Linked DNA regions of Homo sapiens: region 2 is linked to region 1. The links are chromatin contacts, found by Hi-C or POLR2A ChIA-PET in ENCODE. All regions are on one chromosome and are shown on one strand. The core of a region is the stretch at or near the end of the contact, and the rest is flanking DNA. Distances in the headings are between cores, read along the strand shown. Region 1 holds the start of OST4 (oligosaccharyltransferase complex subunit 4, non-catalytic). Region 2 has its middle 15 kb from the start of TCF23.

Region 1 (7,208 bases), core at 1,455-3,954:
CTTTCAACCTGTGTCCCTGCCAGATATACCCCAACCTTAGCCTGCTAGCTTTGGCTTTCCCTGCCCCTGCCCTTAGCTTCTCCTCTCTTTCTGCCCAGACCTGTCCGAGGAGAGTTTCCGCCAGGAGGGGTCCCGGATTCCCCAGGTAACACATTTGGTTGCTGCTGCTAGGAACAGCCCTGCCACCAACTCCGATTCAGTCCAGATCCCCATGCTAGGTAAAGCTGAGTATAGGCAGAGGCTGACTGGATGGGTGAAGTGTACACTGCTCTGGCAGGGGCTAAAGCATAGAGGGCTCTGAGAGAGGTCTACCAACCCTCCACTATCTTTCTACACAGTGTTTCTCTACTCACCCAGACCTTAGTCATGGTGTAGCCATGGCGGTTAAATGCTGGATCCGTTTGCCACCCCTAGTTATAGACTTGGAGTGCATAGTCATGGACTGAATCCAGGACTTCTCTGGCTATTATCTTGCCTCACCCTCTCAGCTAGAATTCAATGTCCCAGTACCTCTACTGATCCCTATACTACAACACTCTTATGCATGGAAACTCTAGAAGCAAACTAAAAGCAAAAAACTCATGGAAGAATCCAGCCTCTTAGCGCAAACCCTGTCCACACAGGCTAGGCCCAGGTTGGGCCGGGGCTCACCGCCGACTCGCAGAGGGATGAAAGGCTCTTCAGGCCCCACATCCCCTACCCCCCGGACCAGGGAGAGCAGTGAGCTGGAGCTGGGATCCTGCTCTGCTACACCAGGGTGAGCACTTGGGTCCAGTCCCTCACACCACCCCTCACTTCTGTCCCCTCATTCCCATTTCTGTCATTCAGAATAATTTTCTGCTTCCCTACTCCTTTTGAGCACAAAGACTAAATGTACTTCCATTAAGAATCTAGTCCCTGATTTTTTTTTCCCCCACCATGGCCAAGTCTTCAATCCAAAGCAAAAGAAAACAACTTTTAGTCAGGGCCTAAGGTCTAGGAGCTGGCTGGTTCCAGCGTCAAACCACTGTGCAGTAACCAACTTGCCCATCCTTACCCATCTTCATCTCGCTCCACTTCTTTCACTTCCCAGCCCCTGGTTAGCAGAACAGAAGAGGAGGAGAGTTTTCACAGCCCTGATTCCTCTCTCTTTTCTGTTGCAGGCTGCCTCAGGCCAGGCCCCCACGGCCCCGCTCTGCCCCTGCCTTTTCTCCTATATCCTGTAGTCTATCTGACTCCCCATCCTGGAATTGTTACAGCAGGGGTCCCTTGGGCCAACCTGAGGTTTGTTTTGTCCCTAAATCTCCCCCACTGACTGTTTCTCCCCGGGTCTGATAATGCCTTTATGTTCAAGCCCAGGATATAGCCCCAAGATGGGGTAACAGTGGGAAATATGCTAGTTCCCCTCCAGGCCGCTGATTCCATGTGACAGCCGTTAAGTCCTTGGAATGCCAGCCACGCTGTCCAAGGCATTACAGAGTATCACCTTGAGACAGAACAAAACAGGGACCTGCCACCCCTTCCCTCCCTCCGCAGCACAAGATTTTGGGACCACAAAAAAAAGTCTATATTTTTATATTGGGGGGAGGGAGTAGAAAAGCAAGCCCCTATACTGGGCCCTATTCAGTGGCAGCTTCTTGTTCCATAGGATTAAGGAAGACTCTGAGGAAATAAAAGTTGTTTGGAAAAATCCAGGTGTAGTTGCTTTGTATGTTGTGATGGGTAGAAGGGATGAAGTGAAGTGTGAAGGCCCCTCATACCCTCCATCTTGCCTCAGACTATGTCCTGGAACCCTAGAAAAGAGGGGGAAAGACCTGAGGTAAGGAAAATGCTGCAGCTTTCCTCTGGGGAATCCTTCAGGAAGTAACGCCCATCCATGTTCCCTTTATACTTGTGACCCACACTTAAGGCTGGCTCCAAAGCCCCCCCTTCCTTCTCTATAGTTTGGGTCAGCAGCCAACCCCTGGCCTCAGAACATGGAAACAGAATTCTACATCTGTCACCCCCCTCACCAAAAAAAATCTGCCCAAATAAGGCCTAAACAACCTGGGGAAAATGAGGGCTATTTAAGAGCCCAAATCCTCATACTTGGATGGTTCCCTCGGTACCTTCGTTCCTACCGGTGTCAGTGCCTCCTTACAACTATACTCCCAACTTGGGCATCTACCTACTGGAGACTGTGAGGGTTAGGCAACCCACTCCCATTCTAGCAGGGAACAGGTTACGGGGAGAGGACAGCGCGCTCTCTCTCTACTCTGTGCAGACAAAGGGGCCCAGTTCTGGACTGTATCATGCTTGGCCCGACACTTTCTGATTGTAAGTTTCGAACCCTGCTAGCCCTGGCGCGGCCTCGCCACTCAGCTCTGGGGACTGGGCGCTACAGCCCCGGGCCGTTACCTGGGGCGGAGAAAGCGCCACTTTCATTCCTGCTTCTTGGGATTGTTGACGGCCACGTAGTGATAGAGAACGACAAGCAAGAAGAGCGACACGCCCAGCATGTTGGCGAAGATGGCGAGCTGCACGTCCGTGATCATCCTGCGGAGAAGAGAGGGGCTGAGCTGCGGGCTGGCGCACTCCTCGCCCTCGCAAGAACCCGTCCTCGCCCCACGGGCCAGCCACGGCCACGGCCACGGCGGGGCTGGCCCGTGGGACGGCCCCTGCGTGCCTCTGACCTGACCAGTCCGGCTCGGCTCCGACGCCACCAGCGAACAAGCCCGAAGTCAGAGACCTGGACCGGAACTTCGTAGCGCCAGCTCAGGCCCGAACAAGCCGCTTCCGGCGGGGGGCGCGGTCGGGACGGCCTCTCTAGCCCCGCCGTCTCGTCGGCTCCGCGCGGCGCGTTACGGCCGCGGCTGGGGCGGGGCCTCGGGCGCGGCTGCGGTGGGAGGTCCAGCCGTAGGGGGTGGGGCGGGGCTGCGGACGCGCGCCTGGGCCCGGCACCGCACAGCTGGCTGCAGCTGGCGTGGCTCGGGACGCGGCTAGCGAAGCCGTGGTGGCCGCCTCCCCGGAGCCGAGGAGTGGGCTGGGGCGAGGGTGCAGCGGCGGGGCCGGCGGGATACTCCAACCCCCTTCCGGCCCCGGCCCTCAGTACTGCTGCCCACCCTTCGCTTCCCGGCCCGGCCCAACCAGGTGCTTCCTTTGGGTCCTGCCCTCAGTGCCCTCTCCCTGGCCCGGACGGCGGGGACAGGGGTAGGAGGCGTTGTAGAATGGGGACAGGGCTGGTGCTGCCGGGTGCTCCTTTCTCCGGCGCCATCCTTTGTGACCCACATGCAACCAAGTAGAACCATCCTGCCTTTTGTGATCTGACCAGGTTCTGTCTTAGCCGGGCTCCCTCCCTCCACCCTACCCCCCGGAGGTGGGCGTCGGAAATAGGGCGGACCCTCCCGGAATCAAAACCCAAACCGTGGGACTTCGGCCAAGTGGGAAATCACCCCCCGGATGTGGGGGAGGGAGAAGGGGAGGAATGGAGAAGAGGAGGAAGGGCTGGGACAAGCAAGAGGGGTCCTGGGTTCAGGACAGATTAGGTCGCCGAAGAGAACGAAGAGCGGTGGCTGCGGGTAGCCGAGGGTCTCTGGCGAGGGGAGAGGCACCCTGGAACTCTCCAAGCCTCTGCCCAAGCCAGAGCTTTCTCCCCCCTCACTCCATGCTTTCTCTCAGCTTCACCATAAAAGGGAACGGCACTGAGCCAGGCCGGGGCCGGGGGCTGGGCTGTTGCTCTGGAGCTGTCAGGGGTAATGGAAGCCAGTTGCTTTGCGGTAGAGGGGGGCCAGGGCTCAGGGGAGGCCTCTGCTTCTCGGAGCCAAAGAAAACTCTACAGGAGATGCTATGGGCTTGGGACAGGGGACCAGTTTCCCGCCTGTGTGCACTGAGCTGGGGATGCACTATCCCAAAGTAGCCTTCCCGGGCCTGGGACCATCAACAGCTTGTCACCCAAGGGCTTCAGCCCCGTGGCTTCTAAACATAATCCCTGCCTTTAGTAGTCTGTAGTTCCCGTGGCCTCCCCGCACCTCACCACCAGCCCCCACTCAATATTTCCCAGAAGCTTGATATTTAGAAAGCCGAGTCCCCTCCACACAACACTGGTGAAACCCCAGACAGGTACTCCCTTATGCATCCCTCAGTAAGCGGTCTGTTTCCAGCTCCTCTCTGGGAGAGTAAGGGTCTAGGTCTTAAGGATTACACGTCATTATGCTTCATGTCTCCTGGAAATTTGAAGCAGATCCAAGTCCAACCAAACACTTAGGTCTACTGTTGAATCAGAACTAGCCCTCCCTTTTAAAAATAAGCTCTACCTTTAGGCCAGCCCTGGAAGTTAAACTTTCTAGACTGAAAATGACAGGAAAGCAAGCCTTGAAAGTGCTTAAAACCAATTGACCCAGGTGCATAGTATCCTAGACTATCAGAGCCGAAAGGGGCCTTCAAAATCATCTTATGAAGAAAGAAACTGGCCAGGCATGGTGGCTCATACCTGTAATCCTGACATTTTGGGAAGCCAAGGCGGGAGGATCACCTGAGGTCAGGAGTTCGAGACCAGCCTGGCCAATATAGTGAAACCCCATCTCTACTAAAAATACAAAACTTAGCTGGTGGTGCATGCCTGTAATCCCAGCTACTCAGGAGGCTGAGGCAGGAGACTTGCATGAACCCAGGAGGCGGAGGTTGCAGTGAGCCAAGATTGTACCATTGCACTCCAGCCTGGGCAACAGAGAGAGACCCTGTCTCAGGGAAAAAAAAAAAAAAAAAAAAAAGGAAGGAAACTGAGGCCCAGAAGGTAAAATTTCACCAAGTTTCTAGAAACTGGTGAAAGAGCAGTGTCACCTCTTCCTCCTACCTCCACTCCATGTTCCAGGTCAAACTGTGGACTCAGTAGGTTGTCCTAGGGTTAGGCACAAGAAGGAAAGGATTTATTTTAGGACCACCCAGAAATTCATTCACCTCACAGAACTTCCTGTGCCTAGGTCAGTGGGTCTTTATCAGCTTTGGATGGGTCATTTGGCCCAGTGCCTGGAAGAACTGAAACAAAAAACAGTCTATGAGACTGAACTAGACTTAACTAAGAACTGACAAATCTCGAACCAAGCTTGGATAAAAAAACTACGTGGGAAGTGAGACAGGCACAGCCTCATCCTGGGGGGATTTGGGAGGATGTGGAGGGAAATGACTGGGGGGCACTTGTGGAGCTCAATCTCTGTGATTAGTGTGACATTTTCAAGGAAAGGACATGAGGCCAGGATTAGGCTCAGGAGTGAGAAAGCAACAAGACCTGGGAGAAGGGGAACTGGGTTCAGGGAGGTCGGCTACTAAAGTATTAAACCTGGAGGAAGAGCTGAAAGGAAAAGTAAAGTGCATCTCTTTGGAGAAAAGTGGGCTTTTGCTCAAGACTCCCCACAAACTTGAAGTCCCATGTGGATTGGCATGACCCAAGGCCCAAATCACTTTTTTTTTTTTTTTTTTGAGATGAGTCTCACTCTATCACCCAGTCTGGAGTGCAGTGATGCGATCTCAGCTCATTGTAACCTCTGCCTCTCAGGTTCAAGTGATTCTCCTGCCTCAGCCTCCTGGGTAGCTGGGATTACAGGAGTGTGCCACCACACCCGGGTAATTTTTGTATTTTTAGTAGAAACAGGATTTCACCATGCTGGCCAGGCTGGTCTCCAACTCCTGACCTCAAGTGATCCGCCTGCCTCGGCCTCCAAAAGTGCTGGGATTACAGGCGTGAGCCACTGTGCCAGGCCCCAAATCATATTATTCCCCCTTTTTCCCTCCCAATATTCAGTCCTCTGACAGAGAGGCTAGACATAAAATGCTCCTTATTGCTGGTGCCCACGGCTGTCCTGACCCTGGTCATGAACTCTTGCTCAGTCAGTGAAGCTGAATGAATGAGTTCATTGCCATGTAGGGCCAATTGGCACTAGATGCTTGGAAATTACCCACCTTGGAGAGGTTGTAAAATAGATCATGTCCTAGTGCCACCAGCAACTTAGCTTTCTGGGGGGTCAGGAACTCTTACCAATTGCTTTGGAAATTTATGGCTGCCTGCCAGTACCACCACCAGCATGTCACTGCCACCATCACCACTACCACTGCACTCTAACTTTAGGCTCCATTGCACCCTGCTTGCCCACTCAAGCCAGCAAGGGGAAGCATCCTCCCTGGTGAACTCAGAGCCACTGATATGTTTGTGATTTCACAAACATTCATGACAGCTCCTAGGTCTCGTCTCCTAATTACATAAAGGCAAATGAAATGCAACCTACTGCAACTATATTTCAAAGCCAACATTTTTCACTGGATACACTTAAATTATACAATAGATTTTTGAATTTCAGAGGGTAGGAGAGGGAATGGGTAACAATTGGGCAGTGACAAGATGGCTGGGGTGACTTTTCAGGTTGCCAGAGGCTTCCTAAGGGTGAAGAGAGGGAGAAGAGCAGAGAGAGAAAACCCATAGCAGCAGCTGGGGCAATCTGGAGGGGAAGTGGGTTGGCTTCCTGCCAGGGCCAGAGCCAGAGCCTAGAGACCAGGGACAAAGCTGCAACCTTCCACCGAAAACTTCTTTGAAATCGGGATCTCCTGTGAACATTTCCTTCAAATCTCCCTGTGTGCTGATCCCCAGGGCTCTAAGGGGCAACTACAAATTTCCATTTCTGTTTGTTCCAGCATTTACTTTCACCAACCACCACCCCCCTTTTTTTTTTCTGAATCAGTCTCACTCTGTTGCACAGGCTAGAGTGCAGTGGCGTGATCTTGGCTCACTGCAGCCTCCGCCTCCTGGGCTCAAGTGATTTTCGTGCCTCAGCCTCCTGAGTAGCTGGGATTACAGGCACACACCACCACACTGGCTAATTCTTGTATTTTTAGTAGAGACAGGCTTTCGCCATGTTGGCCAGGATGGTCTCGAACTCTTGACCTTATGGGATCCACCCACCACGGCCTCCCAAAGTGCTGGGATTACAGGCATGAGCCATCGTGCCTGGCCTAATTTTTGTATTTTTAGTAGAGATGGGGTTTCACCATTTGGCCGGGCTGGTCTCAAACTCCTGACCTCAAGTGCTCTTCCCACCTCAGCCACCCAAAGTGCTAGGATTACAGGCGTGAGGCACCACACCCCGCCTGACCCTGTCTTTTCACAAACATTTCTCTTAGCCATCAAGGTCACATTCTGGGTCATAGGACATCAGAGGCAAGATGGTTCAGAGTTACATTGATGATTTGATGGCATTCATTCT
Region 2 (7,208 bases), core at 3,308-5,807, 94 kb after region 1:
TTTTTTTTTTTTTTTGAGATGGAGTTTCTCTCTTGTCGCCCAGGCTGGACTGCAATGGCGCAATCTCGGCTCACTGCAACCTCTGCCTCCCAGGTTCCAGCAATTCTCCTGCCTTAACCTCCTGAGTAGCTGGGATTACAGGTGCCCACCACCATGCCTGGCTAATTCTTTTCTTTTTTTTTTTTTTTCGAGATGGAGTTTTGCTCTTGTTGCCCAGGCACAATCTCGGCTCACCACAACCTCTGCCTCACAGGTTCAAGCGATTCTCCTACCTCAGCCTCTGAGTAGCTGGGATTACAGAGATGAGCCACCACGCCTGGCTAACTTTTTGTATTTTTAGTAGAGACAGGGTTTTACCATGTTGGCCAAGCTGGTCTTGAGCTCCTGACCTCAGGTGACCCACCTGCCTCAGCCTCCCAAAGTGCTGGGATTACAGGTGTGAGCCACTGCGTCAGGCCAAATTTTTGTATTTTTGGTAGAGACAGGGTTTCACCATGTTGGCCAGGCTGGTCTCAAACTCCTGACCTCATGATCCGCCCCTCTCAGCCTCCCAGAGTGCTGGGATTACAGGCGTGAGCCACTGCACCTGGCCCTTTTTTTCTTTTTTCTTTTTTTTTTTTTAAGAGATGGGGGTCTCACTATGTTGCCCAGGCTAGCTTAAAACTCCTAGGCTCAAGCAATTCTCCTGCCTTCCAAAAACAGAGTAGCTGAGACTATAGGCCTGTGCCACCATGCTTGGCTTAATGTTGAAATATCCTCTTTGGCTTCTTTATGAGAACCTTTTCTGCTTAAATTTACATCCCAAGGCATGGAGATCATCTAGTCTGAAGGAACTCATAGCTCTTCCTAAATTGCAACATTGTGAATAAAAAGTCTTAATAGAAGAGTATTGGTAAGGTTACTCAGTTCTCTCAAAGCCTTTATTTTTCCCAATTTGACATAGTTCTGGGCGATGGTCGCATCACCTAATGCAATAATTGCCATTCTTTCTGTGGAGCTTTCATTCAATTTGTGCTCAGTTATGGCAACCATGAAATCTATAGGTGTTTCCCCAGAGACAGTCTAAGCAGACATGAAGAAACAGAGCAGGAAAGAGAACACTCAGGGTTTGTAAAGCACACTTGACCAACTGCTGGAGTAAAAATGACTTTTGCACAAATGACATTTCATTTTTGTGTGTGTTTTTATTTTTTTATTTTTTTTGGTTTTGAGACATGGTCTCCCTTTGTTGCCCAGGCTGGAGTGGAGTGGCATTATCTCAGCCTACTGCAGCCTTGACCTCCCAGGCTCAAGTGATACTCCCACTTCCTCAGCCTCCTGAGTAGCTGGGACTACAGGTGTGTGCCACCACTCCTGCCTATTTTTTTTTTCAATTTTTTGTAGAAACGGGGTCTAACTATGTTGCCTAGGCTGGTCTCAAACTCTAAGACTCAAGTGATCCTCCCTCCTCAGCTCCCAAAGTGCTGAGATTACAGGCGTGAGCCACCACTCCTGGCCTACAAATGACATTTTTTTTTTGAAATATTGAGGAAAAAATTGAGGCAAAATTAATACAAGTAGAGAGTTTATTTGGGCCAAGTTTGAGGACTGCAACCTGGGACATTGGATTCAAATTGCCCTGAATATACACTCCCGGGTTGCCTTCCTCAAACTTGGGCCCACAAAACTCTCTACTTACGTAATTTTGCCTCCATTTTTTTCCTTTGGATCAACATATCTGACATAGCAGGATTTGGAGTGACTCAGCCCTGACCACCCGGTGTTTCTCTCTGGAAGTAGTGCTCAGCATCTGCACAAATCCACTGTGTCCTCTGTCTTCAGAAGTCCTATCCGGCGTTGCAGGTGAGTTCTGAATCTGGACCTCCCTTTCTTTGGTTAAGGTCCAGATTTTAATTTGGGCCGTTTCTCTTTTGACTCTCTCAGAATGAAGGTCTCTGTCTCTGACTTTCCTATTGAAGTCAGGGGATCAGGATTTTGTTTTCTGCCAACACAGAGAACGGCGGTTTGCTTTCGTTTTCAGCTGAGGTCTTGTTGCATTGTGACCTTTCATTCTGGAAATCAGACTTGTTTCACCTATGACCAACCTCTCTTGAAGTTATTTTTCCTAATTAATGAGAGTGAATGGATTCTTCACTCTAAAGATGAAAGGCTCTTGCTCCCTCTGACCTGTTAGAGTGCTCTAAATAATTAGAGACGTGGTGGAGGTGTTGGACCCTTGTCCATGATATCCAGTGGCCTTACAGGGTTTCCTCTCTCAGAGGAACATCTGCAATCTCTTGCTCTGCCAGCAAATGCACGCGAAGCCTGGTCACCTAGCACTAGTGAACCCTCTGTGACCCTCCAGGGACTCCGAGTTTCTGAGACACATAAAAGAGTGGACCCAACTCATTGGTGACATATTGAGGAGCTACACTCACAAGCAGCACATTTGGAACCGCAACATTCCCCAGAGCTTAGTCCTGAGTGATTCAGGTGTCTAAATTATGGGCGTTAAAGCAAACTAAATATGGCCTGAGAAGGACTCCATACTTCTATATTTGAGTCCTTGTGGACGAACTGTAACCTAGTAATAGGAAGACAGGGTGGTTCACGGTGGCTCATACCTGTAATCCCAGCACTTTGGGAGGCCAAGGCGGGTGGATCATTTGAGGTCAGGAATTTGAGACCAGCGTGGCCAACACGGTGAGACCCCATATCTACTAAAAGTACAAAAATTAGCCAGGTGTGGTGGTGCACACCTGTAATCCCAGCTACTTGGGAGGCTGAGGCAGGAGAATCGCTTGAGCCTGGGAGGCGGAAGTTGTGGTGAGCCAAGATCATGTCACTGCACTCCAGTCTGGGTGACAGAGTAAGACCCTGTCTCAAAAAAAAAAAAAAAAATGCAGACAAGATTGAAAATCTAATTTAGGAGTATGCACCTGTAACAATAGCTGAGTCTTGGCCAATCCCAGCAGCCATACTTCAACCACTCATAGATTGCTAAGTGTTCAAACTGTGTTCAAATAAGGTAAACACCAACCTGCAACCAATGCAGCTGTTTCTGTACCTCACTGCCGATTTCTGTATGCCACTTCCCTTTTTTTGTCTATAAATTTGTTCTGGCCATGAGGCATCCCTGGAGTCTCTCTGAATCTGCTGTGATTCTGGGGTCTGCCTGATTCACAAATCGTTCCTTGCTCAATTAATCTCCTTTAAATTTAATTCGGCTGAAGTTTTTTTTTTAACACGGGTAAAAAATCATCCAACTCCAAAGACTCTCTAAGGAGGCAGCCTTTCTTGGAGACACCAACTGGGTTTATGTACAACACATAATGGAGTGTCCTTTTGTAAATATCTAGGAAAACGGACCCGCATAACCCAGAATAGTCATAAGCAACAGTGGTCAAAATGGGGGTCCTTTGAAATGCCTAAAATAATTCATTTGCATGCACTATTGGAAAAAACTGGTTTTAAAACCATGCAAATTGAATGAGAGACCTACTTTCTCTTTATCCTGGATGAAATCTAATAATAATAGATTTGAAAAAAAAGTTTCAAGAGCTCTGTGGTCAGAAGTCAGCCTAACTAGAAGTTTGTGAACGAAAAATAAAATCCTAAGTCCCCCAACTGACTGAACAGACCCCCTATTGGCCAAGGGGACCCCAGAGAAACCTGAAAAACTGAATTCCCAGCCACAAAGGTGTTGAGGAATAGAGTCAAACCCTGTGAAATATTTGAAGAGATTTATTCTGAGCCAAATATGAGTGACCAATGGCCTGTGACACAGCCCTCAGAAGATCCTCAGAATATGGTGGTTGGGCCACAGCTTGGCTTTATACATTTTAGGGAGACATAAGACATCACTTGGCTGGGCACGGTGGCTCACACCTGTAATCCCAGCACTTTGGGAGGCCGACATGGGTGGATCATGAGGTCAGGAGATCGAGACCATCCTGGCTGACATGGTGAAACCCCGTCTCTACTAAAAAATACAAAAATTAACCAGGCATGATGGCGGGCACCTGTAGTCCCAGCTACTCGGGAGGCTGAGGCAGGAGAATGGCGTGAACCCAGGAGGTGGAGGTTGCAGTGAGCCGAGATAGCACCACTGCACTCCAGCCTGGGCGACAGAGCGAGACTCTGCCTCAAAAAAAAAAAAAAAAAAAAAAGACATCACTCAATACATGTAAGATGTACATTGGTTCAGTCCAGAAAGGCAGGGCAACTAGAAGCTGGTGGAGGGCTTCTAGGTCTTAGGTAGATTTAAAGATTTTTTGATTGGCAATTGGTTGAAAGAGTTAAGTTACTGTCTAAAGACTTAGAAATGTCCAGGTTAAGATAAGGGGTTGTAGAGACCAAGGTTTTATGATACAGGTGAAGCCTCCAGGTCTCAGGCTTCAGAGAGAATAGATTGTAAATGTTCTTATCAGACTTAAAGAGTCTGTTCTATCAGTAAATCCAAAAGGGAGGAGGGTATCATGAGGCATGTCTGAACCCCCTTCCCATCATGGCCTGAACTAGTGTTTCAGGTTAACTTTGGAATGCCCTTTAGGGACAGGAGGAGTCCATTCAGATGACTGGGGGTTTAGACTTTTATTTTTGGTTTACAGTGGGAAGTGAGGTCCGACATGTCTTGTTATACCCCTCCTCCCTTTTGGTGTTTAGGCACAACTGACAAGCATTGTGGTTAAAACAGGGATTATAAGACTGGCAAAAGAGAGTATCTGTGGCAATAAGATACCAAATTTTGAACAACAATCTGTTAGGCACAAACAGTTTCTCTTCAAAAGTTTCAGTTCCTGGTTCTTTGTTCTATTCTGAAAGTAATGTTACCTGTCCATCTATCAGCCCTCCCTATCTCTGTTGCACCCAAACACGTCCAAGCATGTCCCATCACCTATGTGCCCGTCCTTCCCATCAAGTGCCCACCCTTGCCTCCTTCGATGATGTCAATACTAGCCAATCGGGATTAGCTTAGATCGTGCGGTCTGACTCCAGCCAACCGGGGGAGGACCCAGGAACAGGGTCTGCATTAGGGATAAAAATGCCTGCTCTCCTTTGTTCAGTGTGCTCCCTTGCCTCTGCCTTGCATGCAGGTAGCACCCTTCTATAGAAGTAAAATTTTGCCTTGCAGAGAAGTTATCTGAGTGCTCATTTCCTTTGCAAGCTTTATTTCCTGAGCTTTATTTCCAACAAATCTAATAACCAGGCAGAATTGGGGGAAAAATAGAATTTTCAGAAATTAAAAATATGATATTTTAATTAAAGACTCAATGAATGATTAGAAACTGCTAGAGGCCATGAAAGGCAAGGGTTAAATCATACCCAACAAACCATAAAATCTCATTAACTGGGTTTTTAAAATTAACGCAGTATACTGTGGCTTACTTTCCAACCTGACTGTGGCTTAGCACCACATGGCAGATTACAGGCCCTGAAGGAAATAAAAATATTTTACTCCAAAATGTATTTGTTTGGCATACTTTGAAATGGTCCTGCAAAGCTGTCTTTCGTGGGGGAAGTTTGTATCTGTAGAGAATCTCCACCACTGCAACCAGGTCTTCCTTTCTAGGCCTTTCCAAGATCTAGGAGAGATTAACTGAGAGGCTGACACTTTAAAAAATCTGAAAAGAGACATTTACCATCTATTCTTTCTGAGGGCTGGTCCCTGTGAGGCTTCATCTCCATAATAAGGGCCTTGGCACCCGTGACTCCCTTTTTTATTTGTCATTTTTGTTGTTGTTGTTTTTAGACAGAGTCTCACTGTGTTGCCCAAGCTAGAGTGCAGCGGCATGATCTTGGCTCACTGCAAACTCCACCTTTCAGGTTCAAGGGATTGTTGTGCCTCAGCCTCCCAAGTAGCTGGGATTACAGGCGTGCACCACCAGGCCCGGCTAATTTTTGTATTTTTAGTAGAGAGGGGGTTTCACCGTGTTGGCGAAGCTGGTCTTGAACTCCTGACCTCAAATGATCCACCCATGTCAACCTCCAAAAGTGCTGGGATTACAGGTGTGAGCCACCATGCTGCCCTGACCCTCTTACCTTAACACAAGCATTCTTTTCTACTGAATTCAAGTCTTTAAGCAATAGCTTAACTCTCTCAACCATCAACTAAAGAATTTCTAAAACCCACCCATGACTTGCAAGCTCCCACTTCAAGATGTCCCAACTTTTCAGGCCAAACCAATGTATACCTTTTATGTATTGATTTATATCTTTGCCTGTAACTCCTGTCCCTCTAAAATGTGTAAAACCAAAGTGTAACCTGACTCCTCAGGCACACTTTCTCAGGACCTCTTGAGACTATTCCCCTGGCCATGGTCACTCATATGGGCTCAGAATAAACTTCTTTAATATATTTCACAGAGTTTGGTTTTTCTGTTTACAAGCCAATACCCAGGCTATATGTGAGGCTGGGGGCTCTTTGCTTTTTCTCTTTTGGATTCTGTTTCTGGGAATTTTTTTTAGTTGATTGACACCTCTTACAAAAAAAAAAGTTTGATCCCTCTGCTTTCTGGTTGGCATGATTTTGCTGATGAAAATGTAAAACTTAATTGGCTTTTTAGAAAGCTTAAAACCTCCCCAAATTGGCTCCTCTAAGATTTGTTCTTCCATTTCCTGCCACTTCTGGTCCTCTATAACCCACACTCTATAGCTCAACACTGTACAGCCAATCATTAATCAATGTTATTTCTGTAAACCAATGAGAATTCCTGACAAACAACTTTGTATCAGCCCACTCCTTGTCCTCTTTTTTGCCTTTAAAAACCTGCTTGTAACAAAGGCCCAAGCCTCCACCCATTTCTGACACTATGGTAGACTAGATGTTCAGAGAAACTCTCCTGGTACAGAAACTCAAAATGATGGCTAAAATCGTAAAAACATATTCTTAAAAGTATTGCTTGCCTGGCAGAAAAGTAAGGGAAAAGAATAAGAGAAAGAATAAGGAAGCATGTAGCAAAAAATGGTAAGCCAGCACTCAAGTCAGTGCTGCCTTTGCAATATCTGCAAATTCCTGGTGCCCAAGGCCTGGGTCTTACGGGCCACACCTGGGGACAGGAGACAACACCTAGGGCCCATTCGAAATGGGAAGTTGGATCAGAGACTCTGTCACAAAGTTGGGATCCTCAAAAGGCAACACCCTCAGTAAGGATGTTTTGTTGTGGGGGAGGCCAAAATTTTAAAGTGGTCACGATTTAGTAGTGTTTCCTGGCACAAGCAGGTGCAAA

The links. A loop is a pair of places that touch in the nucleus more often than their neighbours do. ChIA-PET counts read pairs that join two places held with the same protein, here RNA polymerase II (POLR2A). Pooled maps may share reads with other maps.
Region 2: a pooled map shows a loop between it and region 1 (2.3-fold over the local background). The contact joins the enhancer-like site here to the promoter of OST4 in region 1. A Hi-C loop is called at or near these places in 1 of 37 single-sample maps with no recorded cell type and 5 of 50 pooled maps. POLR2A ChIA-PET finds 5 or more read pairs at or near these places in 11 of 52 experiments (AG04449, AG04450, BJ and 7 more).

What each region holds. Positions count from the first base shown.
Region 1 is chr2:27,068,950-27,076,157 of GRCh38, forward strand. It overlaps OST4 (oligosaccharyltransferase complex subunit 4, non-catalytic), which reads right to left and starts at 2,705. Exons shown (of 3, transcript NM_001134693.2): 1 at 2,652-2,705; 2 at 2,377-2,514; 3 at 1,523-1,772. The coding sequence starts at 2,513. The coding sequence ends at 2,400. AGBL5 (AGBL carboxypeptidase 5) reads left to right here. Exons shown (of 15, transcript NM_021831.6): 14 at 624-757; 15 at 1,143-1,669. The coding sequence ends at 1,314. RefSeq lists enhancers at 2,184-2,423, 3,854-3,913 and a silencer at 2,474-3,173.
Region 2 is chr2:27,160,619-27,167,826 of GRCh38, forward strand. No RefSeq gene overlaps it. Among named protein-coding and RNA genes, the nearest start is that of TCF23, 15 kb to the left of the region's middle. RefSeq lists an enhancer at 4,774-5,083. Within about 2 kb of position 4,558, at least 3 of the 41 ENCODE cell types and tissues checked have a DNase peak (open chromatin) inside an H3K27ac peak, as active enhancers do; they include OCI-LY7, where a contact is called at or near this core.